2 separate regions of the Mus musculus genome follow, and region 1 is linked to region 2. The links are chromatin loops, found by intact Hi-C in ENCODE. Cell type or tissue: left cerebral cortex. All regions are shown on one strand. Links, peaks and the distances in the headings refer to the core of each region. The heading gives the core; the rest is flanking DNA.

Region 1 (8,335 bases), core at 28-8,027, 750 kb before region 2:
GTTTTAATTAGATGAAGAGAGTACTTGATTTTTACAGACTCAGAACTCTAACCATTATGCTATGTACACATTTAATTCCAGTAATAACACATTTTGTATTCCATCAATTGAAATAAACAATAATGATTAGAAAGGTTTTAAATTAAACATTGCCCAAACATACAAGGCTACTTACAATAAGACATCTGTGCTTTTGAGGTCCAAAATGAGATCTGAAGTGGGAATGGCTGGTTTCATTAAAAACGCATCATGCGATGTTTTTCTGGAAAGTGTCTTATGAGAAGATGTTTTGATGAAGTAGACACATGGTGGTTTTCTGGAAATGGTCTGGTGGAAGAGGATGTGATGTTTTTCTGTAGCGGATGCTTGGGAGGACACATGATACTTGGAAATAGTTGAATTGAATAAATATTGGATGATGCTCTGGCACTAATCCTCCTTGCTAGTTGTATTAGTCAGGGTTTCTATTCCTGCACAAACATCATGACCAAGAAGCAAGGTGGGGAGAAAAGGACATTCAACTTATGCTTTCATATTGCAATTCTTTACCAAAGGAAGTCAGGACAGGAACTCACACAGAAGGAACCTGGAGGCAGGAGCTGATACAGAGGCCATGGAGGGATGTTAATTACTGGCTTTCTAAACTTACTTTCTTATAGAACCCAGGACTACAAGCCCAGGGATGGTTCCACCCACAATGGGCTCTCCTACCCTTGATAACTAATTGATGAAATGCCTTAGAGCTGGATCTCATTGAGGATTTCCTGAGGGAGTCTCCTTTCTCTATGATAACTCCAGCTCATGTCAAGCTGACACACAAATAGCAAGTACACTAGTCCTTGTTGGGCTTCGTTTATTCTGGTCTTTACTTGTGATTTTTTTTAGAGAGAAATATATCAAAGAACTTTTGTTGGTATTGCAGCTACACCTTGCCTCTTCAGCACATTTGTGCTGATTGGCAGAACCTCAAGTTTTTTTTTTTTTTTTTTGGATCAAGCATGTGCTGCTGCTGACTCATGTTTGCTCTTTTTCTAGTAGACTATAGTGTTAACAACAGAGATTGAAATTGCCCCCAAAGAACTACTTCTAAACAGATCCATTTGCCCCCTAGTCCTATTAGCCATCTTCCTCCCTTACCTTTGGAGAGTTGGCTATAAGAGAGGTTGAAGAGTTTAAGAACCCTTATTAAAGTAGGTTTTTAAAGAAGATAAGCCGAAGGAGGTTCATGGTCCATGCTGCCACTGGGGACCATGTTGAGGTTTCATGATGCAGCCAGAAGTCATGTGGATGTCCATGATCTTACTGCTATGAGCAGGAAAGCTTCTATGACAGAGGTATCAATAACTCCAGACTCGTACTTGAGAATGAAAAAAAAAAAATAAAGGGTATATGTTCACAGTTTATGGCTTCTGTCATGGGTGATACAAAAGACAGAGTTAACTTTAAGCTTACTCACTGGGGGATTGAGCATGCTCAAATGAGTATATTAGTAACATAAATTGTACTTGGTGTATCGTCTTTGGTACAGAAGGCACAAAAAATGGCATGGTGGACCTGAGAGGGATGGAAAGTGAGTATAACTTCGATACAGTGTGTAACATTCTGAATCAATAAACTACCATGTTGGGAAGAATGCCATTAATGTAAAACAAATAGGAATGAAGATTACGGAGAAATACCAAAAATGAAAATTTGGCTAACAGCCTTTATAATAGGGCATTTCTGAAAAATACATTATGAGTGTGATGATAGCTCTGAGGGAATCAATTAACTAGTACAGTGTTACAAAAAGAATTTAGAAATGCCTGAAATTAATCATAAAATGATAACTTCTGTAGACTAGCAATGTCTGAAGGTAAAATCATTTTTAGAAATAATTGCAGTTATTATTCAAAATGAACAAAAACAAAAAGTCTACAGATTTAAAACTCTCACGGAGGCAATTTAAAACAATGAAAAACTATCTCACCTGAACATGTGGCACACTGTAATAACCTCAAAGCCATTTTTTTTAAATTAAAAGAAAAGCAAAATACCAGGCAATTATAGCACTATACTTTAAAATATCAAAATACAATGGGAAAAAAAAAACAATCTGTTAGAAAGGTTATCTAAAATATCACTTAAGAGAATATGGTGTAGGAGATGAATCTCACTTCATAAACGGCTTTTCACAAAAGCATGAGAATCAGAGTTCAGACACCAAATCCTCAGGTAAGGCTGGTAGATATCCTAGCAACAGGTAAGTAGAGTTAGTTGATATAGCTAGAGCTTGATCTAGCCTTCTGGCTAGACTAGTCCAGTTGTGAACTCTCAGTTTAAATGAAAGACATTGCTTCAATATATAAGGACTAAAGTGACGGAAAATGACATCAATGCACAACCGAAACCTATACATATTCTCTACACATGAGAACACTCCATATATCTTCTCTTAAAAATACAAGATTTTGTTTTGTTTTGTATTTTGTTTGTTTTTTGAGACATGATTTCTCTGTATAGCCCTGGCTGTCCTGAAACTCACTCTGTAGACCAGGCTGGCCTCAAACTCAGAAACCCACCTGCATCTGTCTCCCAAGTGCTGGAATTAAAGGCATGCACCAACACTGCCTGGCTGAGAATTAAGCTCAGGACCTCTGGAAGAGCAGTCAGTGCTTTTAACCACTGAGCCATCTCTCCAGCCCCAAAATGCAAGATCTTGAGCCCTATCTACTTTTATTTTTATACTGGTTCTAGTCTCCTGATTCCAGTATGTTATAACATCTGCTCTTTCATTCTGTATAACATGGGATTTTGGAAGTCAATCTCTCAATTCCAGTAAATGAATGCAGAGTCACATCTAATGTAGTCATGTAAGAATCTTATTTTGCCAAATGATTGTATTAAGTATCATTACATGATATATTCTGAGGTATTTGTCATGATCATAAGTCATCCAAGTGTCTTATAAAGTGATACTTTACTTAATAAAAAGAGTCAAATTTCCATTTCAGATTCTGTGCAGTTATGTTCCTGAAAACTGTGACACTTTCTTCTCACCAGTAAAGGAAAGCATGATATTCAAGACAAACTCATTAAATTGCAAGAAACTAGGGTGTTTGATTTCTGTAAAGATCACTAACATGCAGAATTATAGAATCTTAGAAATGTGTTCGATGTGAGCAAAATCGGATTTCAAGTATTTTATTTTTTTAATCTTTTAGAACATAATATAATGACAAAATTTTCCATTCATCTAAACACTCTTAGATTGCCTTCCCTGATCACCCTGAAATACTTGACCATTTTTTCCTAATAATTTTATTTGGCACATATATGAATATGAATAAACACAAAATCTTACATATAACCAATTCAGTCTATACAAAGTTACTTGTGTATCTGTTTTCAGGGATGCTTATCTGGCACTGGACAGCCAATTGTGTGCTTGTCCCTGGAGTAGACCACCTTTTCCACTCCAGCTTCCCTCAGTTGCCTATAGTTCTTTGAGATGTTTGAGACCTTGTGGGCCTTTGTGTGTTCAGTTTGCCATGCCATTATTGGGCAGTCATAATGGTGAGATTTTTAAGGGTGTGGTTGTTTTGCTGTTGCTAAGATACACAATCTCACAGAAAATTCCCTCAATGCTCTGACTGTTAAAAGTTTTTCTACAAACTCATTCATAAAGTTCCCTGGGCCTAATGTATAGGAGGAGTGTTTTACAGATGTATCCGTTGGGGCTGGGTTTCATACCTCTGAAAATTGGTTGGCTGTGGTTTTCTGTAGTGGTCTCTATTATGATGAGTCATTTAATGTCCTGACAATGACCAAAGGTTCTCTATTGGATTTTAGACCCAGTCATCAAGATGGAATCCTTGTGTGGTACTGAAAATCTTGCTAAATATTCAGTGCTAGTGAAATCATGGTTACTGGGGAAAAAGCTACAATCTCCAATTTACTAAACAAGAAGAAGCCCTAGACACAATGCATAAACATGGATGCTTATACTCACAGAAAATTGTAGGTTTTGCCCTCACTTTATTGCATTTTAAGTTTTGCAGTAATTAGGCCTATATAGCACGAACAAGCATTAACCCGAACTTGAGGACACACTGGAACATCCTTAAAAAACCATAAACGCAATTACTTTAACAAGAAATATGTACACAAAATAGAAAGAGAGAAATGGGAATATTTATAAAATCTGAACTAAAATATATACAAGAAAAATTTCTGTAATTATACGTAGCTCATTACTAATCATCCCTATTTAACTAAGGTTAAATTCTGATGGCTGTGAACCTTTTGCTAGGACAAATAGATAGCAGTTTTTAAATCAAAGTTTTATCTTTTTAAAGTTACAAAATACGTCTTGTTAAACAGAAGTTTAAAATTAAGCAGTGGGAAAGTGAAAAAAATAAAAACCCTCAAAGATGACACAAACTTCTCCATGTTTTATTTTAGTATTTACTCCAGTCACTTGAATCATCACCTTTAATTAGTTTTATCTTATATCCTCCAAACTGCTGTGAAATTTGTTATTCTGTTCCCTTTTTAAAAGATATGTTGCTATTTCGTGACTATTAATTTTCAGATTAAGAAAAACCTACAGAACAAAAATATTTGCTCAGCAAAAGATCTCAGCAAGTCTCAGCATAATTTTGAAAAACAACATTGTGCTTCCTAAAACTAAGACAAAAATGTGCTTGTACGAGGCGCTTCCAAGGCTTCCACAAACGGAAGAGATTTCTTCCAATTTTTATCTTTGGGATCCTTCTGCTTGGCTATAATTTTAAACATATCTTTTAAAATATCTTTTCTTAACAAGCTGATGTGAATTAGCATTCAAGTCATTAACTTTTATGTAATAGCTTTGATTCCAATTGAAGCTGTTTGTCTCTATGTTTTTGTTACTTTATAAAATGCAAAAGTTATCTGGGCGGTATTCTTTAGGTTAAGATGTCTGAAATTCTGCCTTTTGTAAAAGTTGAACACTTGGATCATATCATTTGCGATCAAAGTCAGAGAAGAAGGTGATAGAAATATAGGAGCTCACACTGCAAGTGAAGTCTGCACTGCTGAAGAAGGCACATTAGAAAAGCTGTTAGCTGGACCAGTTGCCTACAGGAAACATCACATTCTCTATAGAAGTGCCGCCTCAGACTATTAAATGTAGACAAGGGGGCAAGCTCCATAATTAGATGCAGTAGGTGGAAACAAAAATGCTTGAAAAGTGTGAATTTATTTAAAATGACAGACAGCTCAAGAAGTTACACTTTTTTTTTACAAAAGTGCATATTTTAAAAATCATTTCTAGACAAACCAATTACCATATGCTGTGAGGTTTAGAACTCATCTGAAAAAGAAAAACTGTTTAAAAAACTGTCAATTACTCTTTCAAAATGGTAAAATTTTTAAATGTTTCCTTTGGGCGTCTATCAATTAACTTTTGTATTATTTTAAAATTTATCAACTGAAATGACTTACACATGCAAATGAGGTAGACAAACTACAAACCACATACATGTATCAAGGGTTTCAGAGATTAGGGTTTAAAAATTTTGGTATTTAAAGAGAAGAACTCATTTAGAAACAAGGACACCAAAACATGTTTTGTCCAGTCTTTATTACCTTCCTGATCTGCACTCTGACTGTTTCTTATCTCAAACCTCCTTCTGCACCCTACCCCCCACCAGACCTCCCCACTCCCTGGTGCTCACGTCTCTTGAGAGTTAGGTGCATCTTCTTTTACTAAGGCCAGATCAAGCAGTCCTCTGCTGTATATGTGTTGGAGCCTCATATCAGCTAGTGTATGCTACTTGTTTGGGGACACAGTGTCTGAGAGATCTTGAAGGTCCAGGTTAGTTGATACTGCTGGTCTTCCAATGGGGTGGCCCTTCTCCACAGCTTCTAGCTTTTCCCCAATTTAACAAAATTTAACCAGAGTGATCTCCAGCTTCTGTGCATTGGTTGGGTGTAAATATCTACATCTGACTCTTTCATCTGCTTCCTGGGCCAACAAGCAGCTGAAAGAGTCAGATGAGTGTATATTTTTATGGTTATAAAGTAGAATGTACTGGAGGCCTGGAAGGTGAGAGACTCTCAGGCCTCAAAGGGAGGGACCTTGGATGAAGTGCTCTACAGTGGGGAGTGGGGAACTTGTAGAGTCCACATCCAGTGGAGGAACAGGACATCAAGCTAAGGGATGGGTTTGCCATCCCGTAGTCAAAAGCTCTGACCCAGAATTTTTCCTATCTGAAAGAACTGCAGGGACAAAAATGGAGAAGAGCATGAGAGAAAGGATCTCCAGAGACAGGCAACTCAAGGGGAGGCCCAGGGCCCTGACACTTAATGGGGCCATGGAGCACTTGCAGACAGGACCCTAGCATAGCTGGCCTCTCAGAGGCACAACAAACAGCTGAAATGTCAGTTTTATTTTTAATTAAAGCAAGTAAGATGTTTAATATGAAATAATAGAACCTTTGCTCATCTTGTCCTCTATCTTCCTATAAATATATGTATGCAATATGAGAATCTTTACTTTTCAGATTTAATGAATGGGTTGATCCATGACGCTTCTATAACTTTTATTCAATTTTATGGCAGAAAATCAATATATTACACAAAAAGGTTTTTTTTTTTCATTTTTTATTACATATTTTCCTCAATTACATTTCCAATGCTATCCCAAAAGTGCCCCATACCACCCCCCCCCACTACCCAACCCACCCATTCCCACATTTTGGCCCTGGAGTTCCCCTGGAATGGGGCATATAAAGTTTGCGTGTCCAATGGGCCTCTCTTTCCAGTGATGGCCAACTAGGCCATCTTTTGATACATATGCAGCTAGAGTCAAGAGCTACGGGGTACTGGTTAGTTCATAATGTTGCTGCACCTACAGGGTTGCAGATCTCTTTAGCTCCTTGGATGCTTTCTCTAGCTCCTCCATTGGGGGCCCTGTGATCCATCCAATAGCTGACTGTGAGCATCCACTTATGTGTTTGGTAGGCCCCGGTCTAGACTATAAAGATATCCATGATTATAAAACTTTACAATAGACATTGTAGAATCTATGTCCACATAAGAAACACTGGGGTCATTTGTTTTGATACCTATTTCCAAATTTATTCCTCTTCAGATTTCCAAACTAGTTACAGCTACTACTCACTTCTTCATTTTTTTAACATAGTTACATTTCAATCATAGATCACAGTTACTGTTAAAGAGGAGGAGATTTCTACACAAAGACATTAGACTTTTTTTTTTCTGATTAAAAAATTAAATGAAAGAAAGCCAGGCAGTGGTGAACATGCCTTTAATCCCAGCACTTGGGAGGCAGAGGCAGGTGGATTTCTAAGTTCGAGTCCTGCCTGGTTTACAGACTGAGTTCCAGGACAGCCCAGGTTAAAAAGGGAAACCCTGCCTCAAAACACACCCCCTCTAAAAAAAAAAAAAAGAAAACAAAACAAAACAAAACAAAAGAGAAAAAGAAAGTAAAAGAAAAGAAAAAAGAAACAGTCCTGTGATAGAACTAACTGTGTTTCTTAGGCTTTTCCAGCGTGAATGCAGATCATGTTATTAGCAGCCAAAACATGATTATGGGGTCTCAGATAAGTAAAACCCATGTAATAAAGATGAGCAGGTCTCTTCATCTTCAAGTGTAGTGCATCGTGTTTTGTGTTTCCTTATTTGGTGAATGGTGTATCATCATGGTAAATCTTTGTGCGTGCACAATCCCAAGCTTTGGTACATATATTAAATATAGACAACATAGACGGCTTTGTTAAAAGTTGATGAATAAGAAAAGTTAGATTATTATTATTTTATAAATAAAATAGATTATTGATAGCAATACAATACAATGTTGAGAAATATTATAGAAATCTTCATCACCAACAGCATTGATTTAAAAATCACATTCAGACTTTTGAAACATAATCAAACTTGGTGAATCGCATCTGTTATCTACTTGGGAGCCTATAGCAGGAGGATAAAATGTCTACTCCTATGCAACAGTGAGAACCATAAATCAAATTAGACAACCAACAATCTGTGGAAATCAATGAATTGGCATATTAATATTTTTCATAAACTGATTTCTCCTTTATTATAAAATTAAAGGAGGACAGGACACAAAAACACTGTCTTTTAAGTTGAAATATCTAATTAGAAAATATGGGGGAAAATATGTTCATTTATAGCACTTTGATCATCCTTTCTATCAAAATATTTATTGTGGAAAGTCATTATTTCATTGTTTATTCTAACCATATAATCATTTTAAATATTTCATAGCTGCCATATTTATTTAAAAATAACTCTAAGTATACATTTTCAGCATAGTAGATTCTAATCA
Region 2 (8,335 bases), core at 210-8,209:
GTTGGGGGCCAATGGCTTGTTTTATTGGCTCCCGACTAGTGAACATAAAATTATGCCTCCTCTACTGAGTGTCTGAGAACAATGCAAGTATCTTACATATGTGTCTTGCTCCTCATTCGCATTAGTATCTGTTTGACAATAAACTGGTCATATGAAGACCTGCAACATAATCCTTCCCACCCCTGTTGTGAATGTTACCTATAATGAAAATACAAGTTTAACTTTTCCCAAACTCTACTATCCTGAAAGGCCAAGTAGAAAGGAATTAGGGGGAAAAAATGTCTCAGACACATTATATTTGATGCCAAAATATTTCAGGAGGATGGAGTAATGTGGACACTCATAACCACACACCGGATAACCACAGAGAGAAACTGGAAGTGGAAATTGGCATTATCTCTCAGAGCAGCCAAAGAAACGGAGACTGCCTGGAGTAGAAGCTTTGATGTCGTTTATTATTATTTATTTATTTGTTCACAGTTAGGTCAGTGCACCTTAAAGAATAAGGATTACTGTTTACAACAACTTGGCAATTTCTTAGACATTTGGATTGGAAGTTTGCTTTATTTGATTGATTTTCATGTAATGACTCTTTAGATTTTTGTAACAAGTTGTCAGCCTTCACACATTATTATTACTATAATTATTATTAAAATATAATTAACCATTACTGTAACAATGATTGAGGATACTTTTGATGTTTTAGTGTGTTATAATTATAAGTTATGTTCTGTGTCACTTGAATTTTGTTATAAGCATGTATTTGGAAATATACATGTTAAATTTCCATGAGGTGTAATTGGCTCTCAGTGCACGTGAGTTCTAACACACATAGACCTGTTCAGGAGGTACTTGCTCATTCCTCCCTTGCTCAGAGAGCTAGCTGCACCTCTGTATTTCCATCCGTTTGTTTCATATATCCGGGACTCACTCCTTGACAGTTTACCAGGAAATCTGCAAACAGAGCATCTTCCAAAATTTCAGGCTACATCATGTTTAGCATAAAATAACGAACTGGAAAATAGTACTGTTTAATAGAACAAAGCACCAAAGGCTTTACTTTTTAGGCAGCAGGTATTCTTTTCTCTAGTTTTGATTGCTAGGGCGCGCAACCATTTTGACTACAGTTTTAGATATAGATGTGAGGAATAAAGAAGTGAACACTTTTTTGTGGAGGGCATTAATAGAATGTGATCAATTCTTATATCTATTCTGCCTTTCTCTCTTCTCTCCATCTCTTCCTTCTCGTCCCATCTCTTACTTAAACTTAAGAATTCTTGAATCTAGTTATCGTTAACTAAGTATTATACAGTGCCATAAAACAGAGTATCATTGGGAGGCTATTCTAAATTTGAAATATAATAGAAATTTTGTTCTATAAAACCACACTCTAATAGGCTATCATGTGACAAAAGATGTGACAAAGACTGTGACAGTTGTGTCCAATTCAACTCTGTTTTAGAAACTTAGAACAGCCAATTTTATATGTTAATCATAGTATTCATATATAGTGATATCAATGGCTTCAATGGTTAAATATTGTGGTTGTTGTTTCCTTCTGAGTAATTACTATCTCTCCATGCCTCCCAGGGACATCTGTCACTCAGTATTTCTTTTCTAGTCAATAATATTTTACAAGTGATATGAATACCTAGGCCTTACTTTCCAAGGACCCAGCACCTTTTCTCTGCATTTGATTCCTCTTCCAGAAGGTAAATGTGGAACCATCTATCATGTGAGTTCAGTTCCTTACATATGTTGACAGGATGGAATGAAATTTTCTGATATTTGCATGAGGCAAAGGCATCTTATCAATTCAAAAGTCCATGTAAGAGAGGGTCAAGGTTCTTTTAGAAAACTCCCTTGGTCATGTGTTGTTTGGAGCATGTATTATAATTAACCAAATGTTATTTCACTTTGGATCCAAGCCTTTGGTATTAAGGAAAAATAAATAAAATACAACACATATATCCAGTAAAAGAATTTTTCATCTTGCAAGAATAGGCACCAGTCATGAAATCTATTTAAGCTGTGTTATTGAACAGAAGAATATATGCCTTTAAAATTTCTCTTAAAAGCCAATGTATATATCAATCATAGTATTATAGGAAGTAAACAGTGACCTGAGTGATATAAATACAGCCTCCCTCCTCCCAAGAAGTATGTAATACTTATTCTTAATAGACCATGAAGACAAGGGACTTAGGAAAAATTTGTGGGCAAAGACTGTAGCTATTTCTGTTAGAGTCCCATTTGCTGAACTTTTACATGGTCAGTACATGTATTCTCATCTTAGACTCTGCAAGGGTTATATGTGAGGAAAATTAGTTCTTTCCTACTATAGATACCATTTAATGAGTGAAAATGATTTTTGATTTTTACTGTGAGCTAAAGTGATAGAACAACCTGTGGTAAATTAAATCTTCCTTGAAATTTAAAGTGTCTCTGGCCTTCCTCGTCTATTAGTGCCTTCCTGTTTGTTTGTTTGTTTGTTTTCTGTCTGCTGTTGTTGTTGCTGCTGTTGTTGTTAGTTTGAGTGTGTAAAGTGTCTCCTGCTTGGTAAGTTATCAAATGTGTCCTCTCTGGGTTCTTGGCATCTTACCCCAGCAGTAGCAGGGAAGAGGGAGGTGAGTTCTGTAGACTGGTGCTGCCACTCTTACCTTAGTATTTATACCTTTAGCAAAGGTACTTAACAGCTCAGTAAGCTTATTGTGCTTTCTAATCACAGTTGCCTGACATGATCTTCATAATTGTTGTTGTATTTTATATTTTTATAATGTACATGTATAAGATTTATTTATAGGTAGCATTTTTTTTTTCAGAAGGAATCTACATGCATGTAGCCAAGAAAATGTAAAGGTGTTAACTATTGTGTGGAGCTATACTGACATCTTTGGTTAGGTTCTGGTTGATGAAAACTTAATGTAGAGATAGAAGAATTGGGAAAAGGACAATTAACGGGTTGAGGGGCAGCTGGAACCATCCAGATGCATCGGTATCAGACTGTACGCTGTTTTAGACATAAATACATTTATGAGAAAAAGTTTAAAAGCAAAAAAAAATTGTGTCAACTCCCAAATCTGAATATTTTAATGATACTAATTATATATGTAAATTATTAATGACACAGGCTGAGAGCATAGCTTGTATGATTAAACTGACAGAACTGCTCAGAGACATTCTCAAATGAGGAAGAGGAAGGTGTGTTCTCCTTATGACAATAAACAAGGAATAAAGGTATTTGGAGAACCAAAAAGTTCACTTGCCCTCAAAATAAAGGTTTAAAGCCAGCCCCCACCCACACCAATTATTCTCTGTTGTTAATATACCTGGTCTGATTGCCCTTTGCTTGGCGCTCCGCTAATATTTGTGTTTGGACGGGCTGTTCTAAGGATGCTGCAGGCATATCCGTGCCAGAGAAAAGCAAAGAAGTAAATTTTTTTTTAATTTCTTTTTTTCTTTTTCTTTTTTTTTTAAATTTTAATTGCTAGAAGCAGTCGCAGAATCCGAGTTTCTGGGATTGTGTTAGGGGCGCAGGCGGATTAGATGGGGCCGATTACCTTAGGCTGGAAACAGAGAGTCTTTCTGCCCTGCGGGGGAGGGGACGCCTTTCATGCGCAGCCCTCCTCTCGGATGCTCCCTCCCTCGCATTCACTTGCAAATCGCTGTGTGCTGGCAGGAGCCGGCACTTCCAGTCTCTAACCTTCCCATGGCGAGTGCTGCAGCTCCATCAGCAGAACCTTTCTCTCCGTGTGAGGAACGGCTTTCCCCCCACCCTTTCCTTTCTTCCCCCCCCCCCTTCCTTAATCAGAACCACTGAATGAAAGCCAATCAGAGAGAGAGAGAGAGAGAGAGAGGGAGAGTTCGCTCCCCCCTCCCCGCTTTCTTTGGTTCCCTGCCGTCCAGAGTTAAAAGTGACGCTGAGAGAAAGCTTGAGTTAGACCGAAGTAGAATCAGGGAGAGAAAAATAACAGCAGAAAACAAACAGAAAGGGGGACAGGGGGACAGGCTCTTCAGGGTTATTTGGCTGGAACCAACTTCCGTTTTCCAGAAGCTGATGAAACAAGGTAGGAGGAATTCACCTCTTGTCTTTTAACTGCTGTAAGGTCTTGCCATTTCTTCCCTTGCTGGGGGTGGACATATGGGGTAGGTATGTTCTTGCCTCTTTTTTTATTTTTTATTTTTATTTTTTTAAGTTATATGCGCAATTATTCTAAAAATCCTTACCTTTCAGTAAACAAATGAGCATGCAACTCTTTCTGATGAGTTTCCAGGAACAACTGCTTTCCATGTAGGTAATGGGAAGCCGGATAAATAATCTATTATGTTCAACAGTGTGGGGTCTTGCTAGTGGAGTTTTCGAATTCATTCATTCTGAACAATTGCTGAAAATGTTTACGGAGTGTCATTAGTCTTGCTCGTTCCTGTTTACCTCTGTCTCGGATAGCAGCTTAGCAGGTAGCACTGTTTGCTGTGAACTCTAGCTTCAGCTAACATTACTTTGCATTCCATATGAACGGGTTCACTCCTCACTTATCCCTGGTCATAGTTCGTTATGCATTCAGTATAGAGAGAAATGACAGCCAGAGGACAGATGCCTTGAAGCTGTGAGTGGTCACATCTACAGGAAGACAGTCGATTGACATTCATCAGAAACAGGATGGATATAATTCCTATGCTCACCTTTTGTATGAGTAGGAAGTATCAGGGGGTAAAATTTAAAAGGGGGGGGGGATTAAATGCATGCAGTCAGCAGTTGCAGCATTTATTGTCTCTGCTGCAATAAAATCCATATTTTATGTGGTGTTAAATTAATGCAGCATGTTGGCATGTCTAAATGGATGTCCTCAACAAGTAACTATTATAGCACTGTAAGTATGGGCCAAAGCAGTAGTCGGCAAATGTTTCCATGCCACCACAATAAAAACCAAGTACCTCTTTCCCATGTACAGGGGAGAGGCTATAGGTATAATCAAAGACAAACATTTAAAACTGACCTATCATCTCTTGCTTTCAAAAAGAAAAAAGAAAAAAAAAAAGGAAAGCCGATCTATTTCCTACAATTGTGGTCCTTCATTCCAGTAAAAGCTCCTATTATCCAAAGCGGCACATGCATTGCTACTCTTTGGAGATGCTTCCTTTAAAAAAATATATCTAATTTTTTTTTCTCTTGTAAGATCTATTTTAAAAATAATCTGTCCCTGTGATGCTGACAACTGTTATACTTCAATGCATATGTTAGGAGACTCTCTCCCTTCTCAACACCCCCCCCTGCCTTTCTTTTAAAACGTAGTTACAAGAGCTTCACTGTGGTGAATAACACTTGGCAAGAGGGTGCTCATTTTTTAGGTCTGGTATGGTGAGGATTTTTAATTAGTGGAACTTTCATGAAAACATTATGTCATTGACAGAGCTGCATGTTCATTTTTAGTTACAGAGAGGAAGGGAAAGGAAGAGAGAGCCCGTGTTCTAGAGAGATGGGCACATGATAAGTTGCATGGGTAATCTGCTCCCTGGGCTGGTAAATGGGGCACATATGTATTCCGTGTGCAGAGCAAGAGGAAATACTGGTTTATTTGGCCAGAGAGGAGTGAATGGATTGAAAAAGTGAGCAGATGTGCACAGCCTGTGTATGTGGCCGAGGGGAACATCAATTGCAAAACATCCCAAGGGTAAAAAGGTAAAGGATTGCTTCCTTTTGCTGTTACTTTTTTTTTTTTTTTTTTTTTTGACTATGTTTTTAAAGTCTGACTCACTGTCTGCCTGCCTTAAACCAGACACTTCTTTGGTTTCAAATACTCACTGTTAACAAATTGACTTCAGAGCTGATTACATTTCTCTGACTCCAAAGAATGGAATGACATACATTGTGATGTTGGGGGGTTGGGGAGTGTGTATGTGTGTGTGGTTGGGGGGGGGGCGGTTAGGGAATTGAGAAAACCAAATGGAAACTGTGTGAACCAATCTACCTCTGCATAGATGAAATTAATGGTTAAATTACCAGGTGCTTGATTAATGCTCCAGGTGAGGCGCTTTGATCTTTATAAAAAAAAAAAATCACTGTTCACTAAGAGGCACTATGCTGTGTGCACTTGGGATGCAGAGCTTTACTGTGAGAATTTTTTTTAAAAATCTACACTGAGATATTCTTGGTGAAAAAAAAAAAAAAAAAGATTTTCTGTCTAGAAAGATATACAGCTCTGGCAACCTGGCACATTATTAAGGGAGTTCATGGAATATGAGAAACATATAAATAAATAAATAAATAAATAAATAAATAAATAAATAAATAGTTTCCCTAGCTAGGACTGTAATACGTGACAGTGCAAAGGTTGTGAAAGACGTGAATCCTGACCGGACTAAAAGGTGAAGTTTTTGATTATTACCTGCTTTCTCATATACACAAATAGAGACGGCAAAGTGTACAGATCTGGCAGATTTCTTGTCACATAGCTGTTTCCTGTGTCTCTTAACCTACTTTGCAGTAGGAGATCCGACACCACATCCTCCCGGAGTATGTCATTTTATACCACATGTCTCCACTAGGCGGCAGCACAGGCACAGCGTTGGACTGAGCATGCTGATTCAGCAGCTGTGAAGCATGCTAAGTGTTCTTAGGAGTCTTCAGAAGGTACAGGAGGCAATTGATACAGATCAACGGTATAAACTCAGCTTCCCTTGTCTAGACCTCGGTCTTCCAGAGCAATATTTGTACCATACACATCACACCCTGCTGATGTCACATTACAAGTAGCTACAGAATAGTAGGAAGTACAAATAGAGAAACAGAAATACTTTTTTTTTTAAATTGGCAATTATAGGTGGTTTATTTAAACTATTTTATTTCTCAGTTTCTATCTTAATTTTGCTAACTGCTTTGTGATTAATTTACAATATTGTCAAAAAACGTCGTTTCTCATAAAGAGCAAATGTGCGTTTGATTGTAACAAAGTGGACTGAAGTTCAAAAACAAGAAGGATTACCTATTGGTTCTCACAGTGATGAAGTTGACAAATATTGCTTCAAGTACCACGTAGAGTGACTATTGTGAAAAAGTGAATAAGAGAAAGATTATTAAAAATACAAAATTGAAAGTTGACATAGGAAACTCTATATTGATTTACACAACAGTCAAGACAGTGACTTCATCTAGACAATAACCTGCACTATATAGGACGGAAATATCTCTCTGTGTTTGTCTGGACAGCACTTGGGTCATGTTCACAGAATGTACTTCTAATAATTTATTGCTTTTAAAATTAATAAATTATGCTCAGGGGTTTTTTGTTGTTGTTGTTTTTGCTTGTTTGTTTGATTTTGTATTTCTGTCAACAAGCAGTTCCTGTTTCTATGATGGTGATGTCTGCTTAGGGGTCACCCTGGTCCTCATTTCTGACTCTGATAGATTCCATTCACTCTTTACTTGACATTTTGCTCTGAGACCTTGAGCCTTTCCAAATCAGTTGTCTTTCCTCGAAGGGTGGGTGCCTGAGGCAGAAGGGACATACTGCTTTTGCCAAGCCTTTCCTGACACCGTTCAGTCCAGCTAACCCTCACCCACACAGAGTAGAAGAATCAGGTCTGTCACTTGAAAGCCACAGAATTCTGTGGAAGTTCCAATAGTGAGATGTTAGTATTAATCAGGCAGCTCTTAAACGTAATTTCTTAATACAACTTTGCCTCATTGTTTATTACCAGTGCAACTTCTCAGAGAAAGACTGGCTTCTGTGTAATTTTGTTTTTAATCTTGAAAGTCATTTATTCTCACAGATTCCTTCAGACTTTTGTGCTGTTCCTCTGTAGCTGAATGAGTGATGTATCAACCTCTCTATTACAAAGTACATTTTGTTAAAGCCTTAACTGTTCGGGAAGCAGAATTTTAAAAAGAGAAAACAGTGCATTGAATATGAGGGAGGACAGTCAAACCCTAGCCCACATCATTTCAGGGGGTAGGTTCCTGAGAAATAATGCCTGCTTGTGGGAGGGTGAGATGCCTTCCTGTGGGAATCGTTTGCAGGTTAGAGATGGAGTTTGTTAGTAACACTGGAAAGCACTTTACCATCATGTGATTTCAGTGCTCAGTTGTATGTATGTATGTATGTATGTATGTATGTATGTATGTATGTATGTATGTATTTTAGAAAGCAGCATCTCTAGCCTGTCTTTATACATGAACATTAAAGGACATTTCAGGCTTCAGGAAAGGATGCAGCAGTAGGCTGGAAGATGCAGTACAGCCTTGTCTCTCAACAGGAAACTCAGCAGTAGATGACAAGTCTAAACACTTCAGAGCATTGCTGGTCTTCATAGATTTAGCAGAACATTTCCCTCCTCT

What was found. A loop is a pair of places that touch in the nucleus more often than their neighbours do. Peaks named below come from ENCODE experiments on the same cell type or tissue, not always from the same donor. Only the 100,000 strongest peaks of a DNase experiment are listed, where the experiment ranks them.
Region 1: a loop joins it to region 2, with 6 times the contacts of the local background. A loop is called at or near these places in 2 of 42 quality-filtered maps.

What each region holds. Positions count from the first base shown.
Region 1 is chr15:18,060,606-18,068,940 of GRCm38, forward strand. Gm41277 (a long non-coding RNA gene) reads right to left here and starts at 3,478. Exons shown (of 4, transcript XR_875054.1): 1 at 3,374-3,478; 2 at 1,138-1,357; 3 at 176-470. In left cerebral cortex, for the core only: no CTCF peak of the experiment used is centred there; DNase peaks (open chromatin) are centred at 4,749 and 5,107; H3K27ac peaks cover 1,497 bases.
Region 2 is chr15:18,815,021-18,823,355 of GRCm38, forward strand. Cdh10 (cadherin 10) reads left to right here and starts at 3,927. Exons shown (of 12, transcript NM_001316758.1): 1 at 3,927-4,067. It overlaps C030047K22Rik (a long non-coding RNA gene), which reads right to left and starts at 3,938. Exons shown (of 4, transcript XR_383849.4): 1 at 3,561-3,938. In left cerebral cortex, for the core only: a CTCF peak has its summit at 6,536 (motif pointing right); DNase peaks (open chromatin) are centred at 3,680, 4,541, 4,817, 5,401 and 4 more places; H3K4me3 peaks cover 5,081 bases; H3K27ac peaks cover 4,435 bases.